3 separate regions of the Homo sapiens genome follow, and regions 2 and 3 are each linked to region 1. Evidence: read pairs that join two places in POLR2A ChIA-PET (ENCODE). Cell type or tissue: A673. All regions are shown on one strand.

Region 1 (2,500 bases):
TGAAAGGATCAAAACACCATCAAGCAGACTGTTGGGGTTGAAAGGAGGCTTCGTGTGAGAATCATTTCTTGTTTCTCTTTTCAGTCTATTTCAGAGCAAGCTAAATCTGAACGTGTGCAGTCGGCAGGTTGGGGAAGGGGCCCAGCTCAGAGATGGATCACATTTCAGACCATCCAGACATGACTCTGACAGCTTCCCAGGAACCTCAAGGTCAAAGCTGAGCTAGCCGGGCATGAGGAGATCGTGTCTCCACCGCAGGGCTGGGGACTGGGCTAGAGGTGTCATTGTGTGCTGAGTGCTCAGGTTGATGCTGGGGCTCAGGAGAGTAGTCAGAGGCCCACCTTCCTGTGACGGGCTCTTGTCACCTTGTTCCCAGGCTGTGCCGTCTTCTCCTGCTCTGGAATCAAAGTCCTCAGATTTTTGATGCTTTCTTAAAAACCCCTTTGCCTTCTGTTGAGCAAGTAGTAGAAAAGAATAGGCAAGATGGGGGGTGGGGATGAAAAGCAACAGGAAAAAGAGAACATAAAATTAATCTCCCATCTCTGAGAGGGCACTCCCTCCTCAGAGAGTTTTATTATCAAGTTATAAAATCCATCAGTTCCTCCCTAGGGTGCAGTTCTTTCATATCATGCAAAAAGCAGAACCAGGACTCATCATCAAATGCAAAGAACTCAGAGGGTGGCACCCAGGATCTCTGACCTGGCGGGCTGGTCATCACTTACAAACCTGGGAGGCTCTCTTCCCTTTCCTCACTTTCTAAAATGCTCCTACCGTCCCATTCAGCACGCAGACGTGACCACGGCTCAAGTATGTATTCAGCACCTGTTGCAGTATGAATGACACAGTGACGGAAATCCATATTTCCTCTGCGCAGGCTGCTTTCTCTTATTTGGTTGTCAGAACAATTCATCAACATCTTCTTGTAGAAGTCTCTCGTGTATTTGAAGAAAGTCAGCATGTTTAGTCAACTTTGTCTTTTCTGTTCTAAGTTGGACACCTATAAGCCTTCCCAGTAGGACCTCTTCTAGCTCCTTTTTATCGCATTTGTCCCCCCCCTCTGGCTGCTCTCCAGACACTGCAGAAGTCAGGCACCCCATCCCCAGCACATTCCCATGACAGCCAAATGGGCCTTTGGCCAACCAGACATTACTCTCCGTGCCCTGTTCCTGCACCTCACCCCCTCGGCTTGGTCCTGGCAGGCATCCAAGTGACTACTTAGTCTCAGGCAGGTTGCCCTGGCTGGCCATCTGCAATTTTTTCTCCACCAAAAATAACTGATCCTGAAACACAACACCCTTCCCCCAACAACTGGGTTAATTCTCCAGCCACTTTTGGTGCCAACTTACACCCCCACGCACCAGAAGGGAGGTGCCAGTCGATACAAGATTTAATAACAGAGGCTGCTCTGGTCACACAGTAATCGCTGGGCCCCTGGGGCTGAGACTGCATTCCGTCAGAGCCCTGAGAGGGGCAAAAAACATTGCCACAGATGGAGGCACATGTCAGATGCTGCAGTCGCAAAAAAGGATTGGGGCCTGCGCATTCTTTGAGCTCTCAGATGCCCTGCCAGGGCACCAGCCACCCTCCTCCAATCACACAGATGCCCAAGAACACCTGAGGCTGGTCCGTCTGTGCGTGGAAAGACTGGCTGTCTTCCTCCTCACTGCATCCCCAATCCCCTTCCCAGAACCTAAGACCCCCTTGGCTGTAAGTCTTATGCCTTTAGAAGCCACAGGTCCTCTCCTGGTTTTTGAGACTCAACCACTTTGAAAGCATTTGTGTAGCATCACAGGTGCTCCAGATCAACAAACAAAAACCTCACTAAGAATATAACTAACATTCACAGGGCCTTAGGGCTCCTGCAGACATCACCTTTGCCTTCTGGTTGTGCCAAGTTACCTGAGCCACACTGGGAATGACTTCAGGTTATTTTCACTGCACACAAGACTGTATTATGAATAAGTGATCCCAGATGGGAGCTTATATTTTTGTTCCTAGAAAGCTTTAGGACAAAGCATGGGAAATGTATTATTATCTTCCATCTATGGTGCTCCCCAAAAGGCCTCTCCATATCCATATGTGAAGAACTGGAGAAGAAGGAGCAAACTAACAACCAAGAATTGGGAATAGGAAATGGTACCAGCAGTTTGTATTTGAGCTTCACAGTTCCTGAAGGGCTCTTTGATTTGAGTCTCAGGTTAATCCTCATTAGTATCCTCAATATACTAACAGAATAGAGGTTCTAAGACATGAAGTGATCTTTTCAAGGTCACACATCAGGTGGTTAGACCACAACCAAAACCCAGATCAACTGACTGCAAACTTGGTGTTCTTGAAGTAAGACTGATCCGAAATATTCAGCAGTCTTGCCAGCTTACCAGTGGACTGAGGACCTGAGAATCAACTGAGTCTTTGTCCTGGGATAGTTGAGGGAGCAGGGAGAGAAAGACTGGAGTAGATTTGCTTTTAGAAGCATCTCTGCTTTAAGAACTAGGCCAGG
Region 2 (2,500 bases), 280 kb before region 1:
TTTTAATCCATGAACTCACATTCCATCTTTTGCTCTTTCTCTCTCTTCTTTTTTTCCTTGCAATTTATTTGTCAAAGAAAAGAGTTTCCCATTATCAGGATTTGCTAATTGCATTACCATCTTGTAGTTTAACATGCTCTTCTGTCTGTATTTTCTGGTTACTCAACATTGTGATTCATGTAAAATTACTCAAGCAATATGAAATACTCTGCTTTCTAATTTAAAGAGGGGCACATAGAAACATAACTAGGTATATATAAATTTAGAAAAACCTACTTGAGTAGCACATATAAATACTAAGAGGAATAAGATTAGTTGGTGTGATTGGAAACATGGAATTACACATGAATTATTTCATGTAGGAGGTAATTTATGCAGAAGATATGGAAATGGCACAGGAGATTGAGGAAAAAGTCATCTCTGGTGAGAGGAATACTGTAACTGAAAATTTTGTAGGTGGAGGTGGGCAAATGCCAAACTAAGTAAATGAGAATTACCTAGCATAATGCCTAACACAAATTTGGTGTCCAATGAATGGTCATATCTGTAAACTGGTAATAAAGTATATTTACACCTTAACCTGAATCACAGTGGAATTCAGTCACCCTTTAGATTTCCAGCTTCCCAACTGTTCTTTGTATCATTACCCTATTATTAATTCCCACAGTTTGAGAACTTGATATCCCCAGGGCCTATTGTTGCCACGGAACCACAGGCCTGGGAGTGGTAACAGGCTGGAAGGCTTGGCGGAGGGTTGGTGAGAGTAGGAGAAAAGGGTGCTACATCATCCCAAACTCAGAACTTAAATGAAGTATGTGCAACTCTTTTTTTTTTTTTTTTTTTTTTTTGAGACGGAGTCTTGCTCTGTCGCCCAGGCTGGAGTGCAGTGGCAAGATCTCGGCTCACTGCAAGCTCCGCCTCCCAGGTTCATGCCATTCTCTTGCCTCAGCCTCCCGAGTAGCTGGGACTACAGGTGCCCGCCACCACGCCTGGCTAATTTTTTCGTATTTTTAGTAGAGATGGGGTTTCACCGTGTTAGCCAGAATGGTCTCGATCTCCTGACCTCGTGATCCGCCCGCCTCGGCCTCCCAAAGTGCTGGGATTACAGGCGTGAGCCACCGCGCCCGGCCTGTGCAACTCTTTACATGACCAAACTTTCCCAGTTTACCCCAAGAACCCAATAGGGAATTTGCTTTATATTTAAAAACCAGAGTCAAATCAGCACAATCGAAGAAGTCATCAGATTAAAGGTGTCTTCACATCTCCACCTTTTCTAGCTTTGAAAGGGGAGTGGTGAATTCTACCTAAAGAGAGCATTTTAACTTATGACTCAGCGTTCAGTTGAGACACAAAGTTATTTTGCTTTTCTTCGAAGGAGCTCAGAATGACCCTGTGCATAAAATTAATGTAAAGGAAACAAGACTAAACAAGAAGGCTAATAAGCAGCCTAGTGGAATGAAAGGAAATCTTTATTTGTATCAGTCAAAATTGATCAAATATTACCATTATGTTTGGTTCAACTAAAATAGTCTGAGTGGATGTGATTGAAACCCGGATAGCAATAGGGACCGTGCAAAGGAATATTGCAACAACAGTGATGTGATGAAGCCATGCAAGGTATGGGATTGAAGGAGAGAAAGGCAATTCTGGCTTCATGGACTTTCAAATGCATGTCTTTCCTCAGGCCTTGAACGTGGCTACCCAGGTTGTCTGTTTGTATTTTGTTTATGTAGAATCGAATGTGGAGAAAGAACCGTTCTTTCTATGCGAACAATCATTGCATCGGAACAGACCTGAATAGGAACTTTGCTTCCAAACACTGGTGTGGTAGGTTGTTGGCTTTATTTCTTGCAATGTCTCTTCACTGAAAGGGTGATGTTCACAGGGAAAGGCCCATGAATTCAAATTAAATACAGAGCTGGCCTGTCTGAATCAGGGAATAATTTAAATGATAAATGCTTAGGTAAATGTAATGCTGCGACTGTTGGCCAGAGTCAGCAAATCACTTTGGCCTCTCCTCTCTCCTGTTTCCCTATCTTTAAAATAAGAAAGTTGAATCAGTTTTTTAAGATCCCTTCTAGCTTCAAAATTCTAAAATCTATTATCTTGGAATAATAAAGAAGTGACAGTTAAAGATCCTATTTTAATAAACAAAAACATTCATCATTAGAATATCAAAGACCTGAGATGGGGGGAGGACCTCTCTTTTTTTTTTGAGACAGAGTCTTGCTGTGTTGACCAGGCTGGAGTGCAGTGGCACAATCTTGGCTCACTGCAGCCTCTGCCTCCTAGGTTCAAGGATTCTCCTGCCTCAGCCTCCCAAGTAGCTGGGACTACAGGCATATGCCACCGTGCCTGGCTAATTTTTGTATTTTTTTTAGTACAGATGGGATTTCACCATGTTGGCCAGGCTGGTCTCAAACTCCTGGCCTTAAGTGATCCGCCCACCTCGGCCTCCCAAAGTGGCTCACAGGAGTGGGCCACTGTGCCTGGCCTGGAC
Region 3 (2,500 bases), 450 kb after region 1:
AGGCTGTGTGTTAGTACCGTTGGTGACTGCCATTATATCAGCATGATGGTAACACCAACTGCTGGTATCTATTAAAAGTAAAAGTGACTAAGCTTCTGAAATTTGGTTAAGTAATGTGCAACCTGTTCTGCTCTGTTCCATAGACCAGGGAGGAGGAGGAGGACTGGGTGTGAGTGTCAGAGCAGCAGAGATTTTCATGTAGGGGAGGAAAAATTGCTTTCCACACCCATTGCTAAGTTCATGACTGAGGCCCTTATAACAAAAGACAAATCGACAAAAGCAAAGCGTACATTTTTTTGTTGTTTTTATTTTTTGAGACAGTCTTGCTCTGTCGCCAGGCTGGAGTGCAGTGGCACGATCTCGGCTCATGGCAACCCCCACCTCCCGGGTTCAAGTGATTCTCCCACCTCAGCCTCCCGAGTATCTGGGACTACAGGCACGCACCACCAGGCCCAGCTAATTTTTGTATTTTCAGTAGAGACAGGTTTCACCATGTTGGCCAGGACGGTCTTTATCTCTTGACCTCGTGATCTGCCTGCCTCAGCCTCCCAAAGTCTGGGATTACAGGTGTGAGCCACCATGCCCAGCCAGCGTACATATTTTTTAAATGTTTTCTGTGACATGGGAGCCTTTGTAAGGAAATGAGGACCCAAAGAAACAGGTGAGCTTGTGTATTTTTCTGTTTTGGTTTAATGAAGAGTGAACAGTTGTGCAAAAGTATTGGACAAAGCGGATGATCTAATGGTAAACTGGGGGGAACTTAGCAAGGCCTGTTTGTTCAGATTCTTCTCTGTGTTTCTGTGTCTTCAGAGATGAGGATATTTATTTTCCCTGGGTATATGGAGGGTACCTCTCGAATGAGAGTAATTTCTTTCTTTCTTTCTTTGAGACAGGGTCTCACTGTGTTGCCCAGGCTGAAGTGAAGTGCTGTGATCATAATTCCCCGTAGTCTCAAACTCCTATGCTCAAGAGATCCTCCCAACTCAGCCTCCCAAAGTGTTATGATTACAGGCGCCAGCCACTGTGCTGAGCCTACACCACACCTATTGAAACAGAATATTCAGCATTTAATATTTCGGGTTTTTTGTTTGTTTTTTGAGGGAGAGTCTCACTCTGTCACCCAGGCTGGAGTGCAGTGGTGCAATCTTGGCTCACTACAACCTCTGCCTCCTGGGTTTGAGCGATTCTCCCGCCTCAGTCTCCTGAGTAGCTGGGATTACAGGTGCCCACCACCACGCCTGGCTAATTTTTGTATTTTTAGTAGACACGGTTTCGCCGTGTTGCCCAGGCTGGTCTTGAACTCCTGGCCTCAAGTGATCTGCCCGCCTCAGCCTCCCAAAGTGCTGGGATTACAGGCATGAGCCACCGTGCCCAGCCAGAATATCCAGCATTTTAAAAACCCTTCTGGGATTTCAGCTCCCTGCTGGGGATTGAGGAACCACTATTGTAGCAGGAAGCATGGGAAGGAAATGAGCTCATGAGATAAAGGAAAACAGCTCAGGCAGCTGGCTTGTGGTTACTGCCCTCTTGCTAAAGCAACATATAAAGCGCCAGAGTGGAAAGGAATCTAATGCGCCTGTCCAGTGCTCAGCACCCTTGACTTCCGTCCCTCTTAACCACAGTGCGTGAAGGCCCTGCAGTTCCCCAGGTATGGCTTGGCCTCGTTTTCCACATTGTATGTTAATGCAATAATTTTGTTTTGTTTTTTTTTTTTTTGAGACGGAATCTCGCTGTGTCGCCCAGGCTGGAGTGCAGTGGCGTGATCTGGGCTCACTGCAAGCTCCCCCTCCCAGGTTCACGCCATTCTCCTGCCTCAGCCTCCTGAGTAGCTGGGACTACAGGCGCCTGCCACCACGCCCGGCTAATTTTTTGTATTTTTAGTGGAGACGGGGTTTTACCATGTTAGCCAGGATGGTCTTGATATCCTGACCTCATGTTCCTTGCCCTCAGCCTCCCAAAGTGCTGGGATTACAGGTGTGAGCCACTGCGCCCAGCCAACGCAATAATATTTTAATGCAGCCTAAACTGACATTTGCTTCTTTTGGGTAATATCAGACAGGAGACTTGTCTTGAATTTCTGCCAGCTAAAACTTGTCTTCATGCTTGCTGCTGAAACCAGGTCTGCCCCATCCACACACTGGTGCAGTTGGATTTTGGACTCACACGCAGGAACTTACACTGTGATACCTTTTTCTCACTTTGCATACCAGATGTCTCAGCATCCGATGTGTACTTTAGACATGTTCCTTCCTAATTCCTTTTTCTTTTCTTTTTTTTTTTTTTCATTCTATTTTAGCTCGGCTAAAACAAATAAAAGATAAGCGTCTGCATCAATTTGGCAGACTTACAAGAAAAAAAGGCATTCTTTCCATTTTGGAAGAAGGCATGTGGAATTAGTACTATGCAGTGGTGGTATTTTGAAATCTGGGTTCTAATAAAAGCCCAACCACTTGCTGTGAGAACTCCAGCATCTTAACCTCTCTAAGCCTCAGTATCTCCA

Evidence for each region. Peaks named below come from ENCODE experiments on the same cell type or tissue, not always from the same donor. Only the 100,000 strongest peaks of a DNase experiment are listed, where the experiment ranks them.
Region 2: POLR2A ChIA-PET joins it to region 1 with 20 read pairs; 2 of 35 experiments call an interaction of 5 or more read pairs at or near these places.
Region 3: POLR2A ChIA-PET joins it to region 1 with 10 read pairs; 2 of 35 experiments call an interaction of 5 or more read pairs at or near these places.

Annotation. Positions count from the first base shown.
Region 1 is chr13:45,780,561-45,783,060 of GRCh38, reverse strand. It overlaps SIAH3 (siah E3 ubiquitin protein ligase family member 3), which reads left to right. Exons shown (of 2, transcript NM_198849.3): 2 at 1-2,500. Among named protein-coding and RNA genes, the nearest start is that of SIAH3, 70 kb to the left of the region's middle. In A673, no CTCF peak of the experiment used is centred here; DNase peaks (open chromatin) are centred at 570 and 1,240; H3K4me3 peaks cover 864 bases; H3K27ac peaks cover 2,493 bases.
Region 2 is chr13:46,063,975-46,066,474 of GRCh38, reverse strand. It overlaps CPB2 (carboxypeptidase B2), which reads left to right. Exons shown (of 11, transcript NM_001872.5): 8 at 1,734-1,827. All of the region lies in intron 1 of CPB2-AS1 (CPB2 antisense RNA 1), which reads right to left. Among named protein-coding and RNA genes, the nearest start is that of CPB2-AS1, 12 kb to the right of the region's middle. In A673, no CTCF peak of the experiment used is centred here; no DNase peak of the experiment used is centred here.
Region 3 is chr13:45,328,888-45,331,387 of GRCh38, reverse strand. No RefSeq gene overlaps it. Among named protein-coding and RNA genes, the nearest start is that of SNORA31B, 6.3 kb to the left of the region's middle. RefSeq lists an enhancer at 736-1,236. In A673, no CTCF peak of the experiment used is centred here; DNase peaks (open chromatin) are centred at 62 and 1,467; H3K27ac peaks cover 2,500 bases.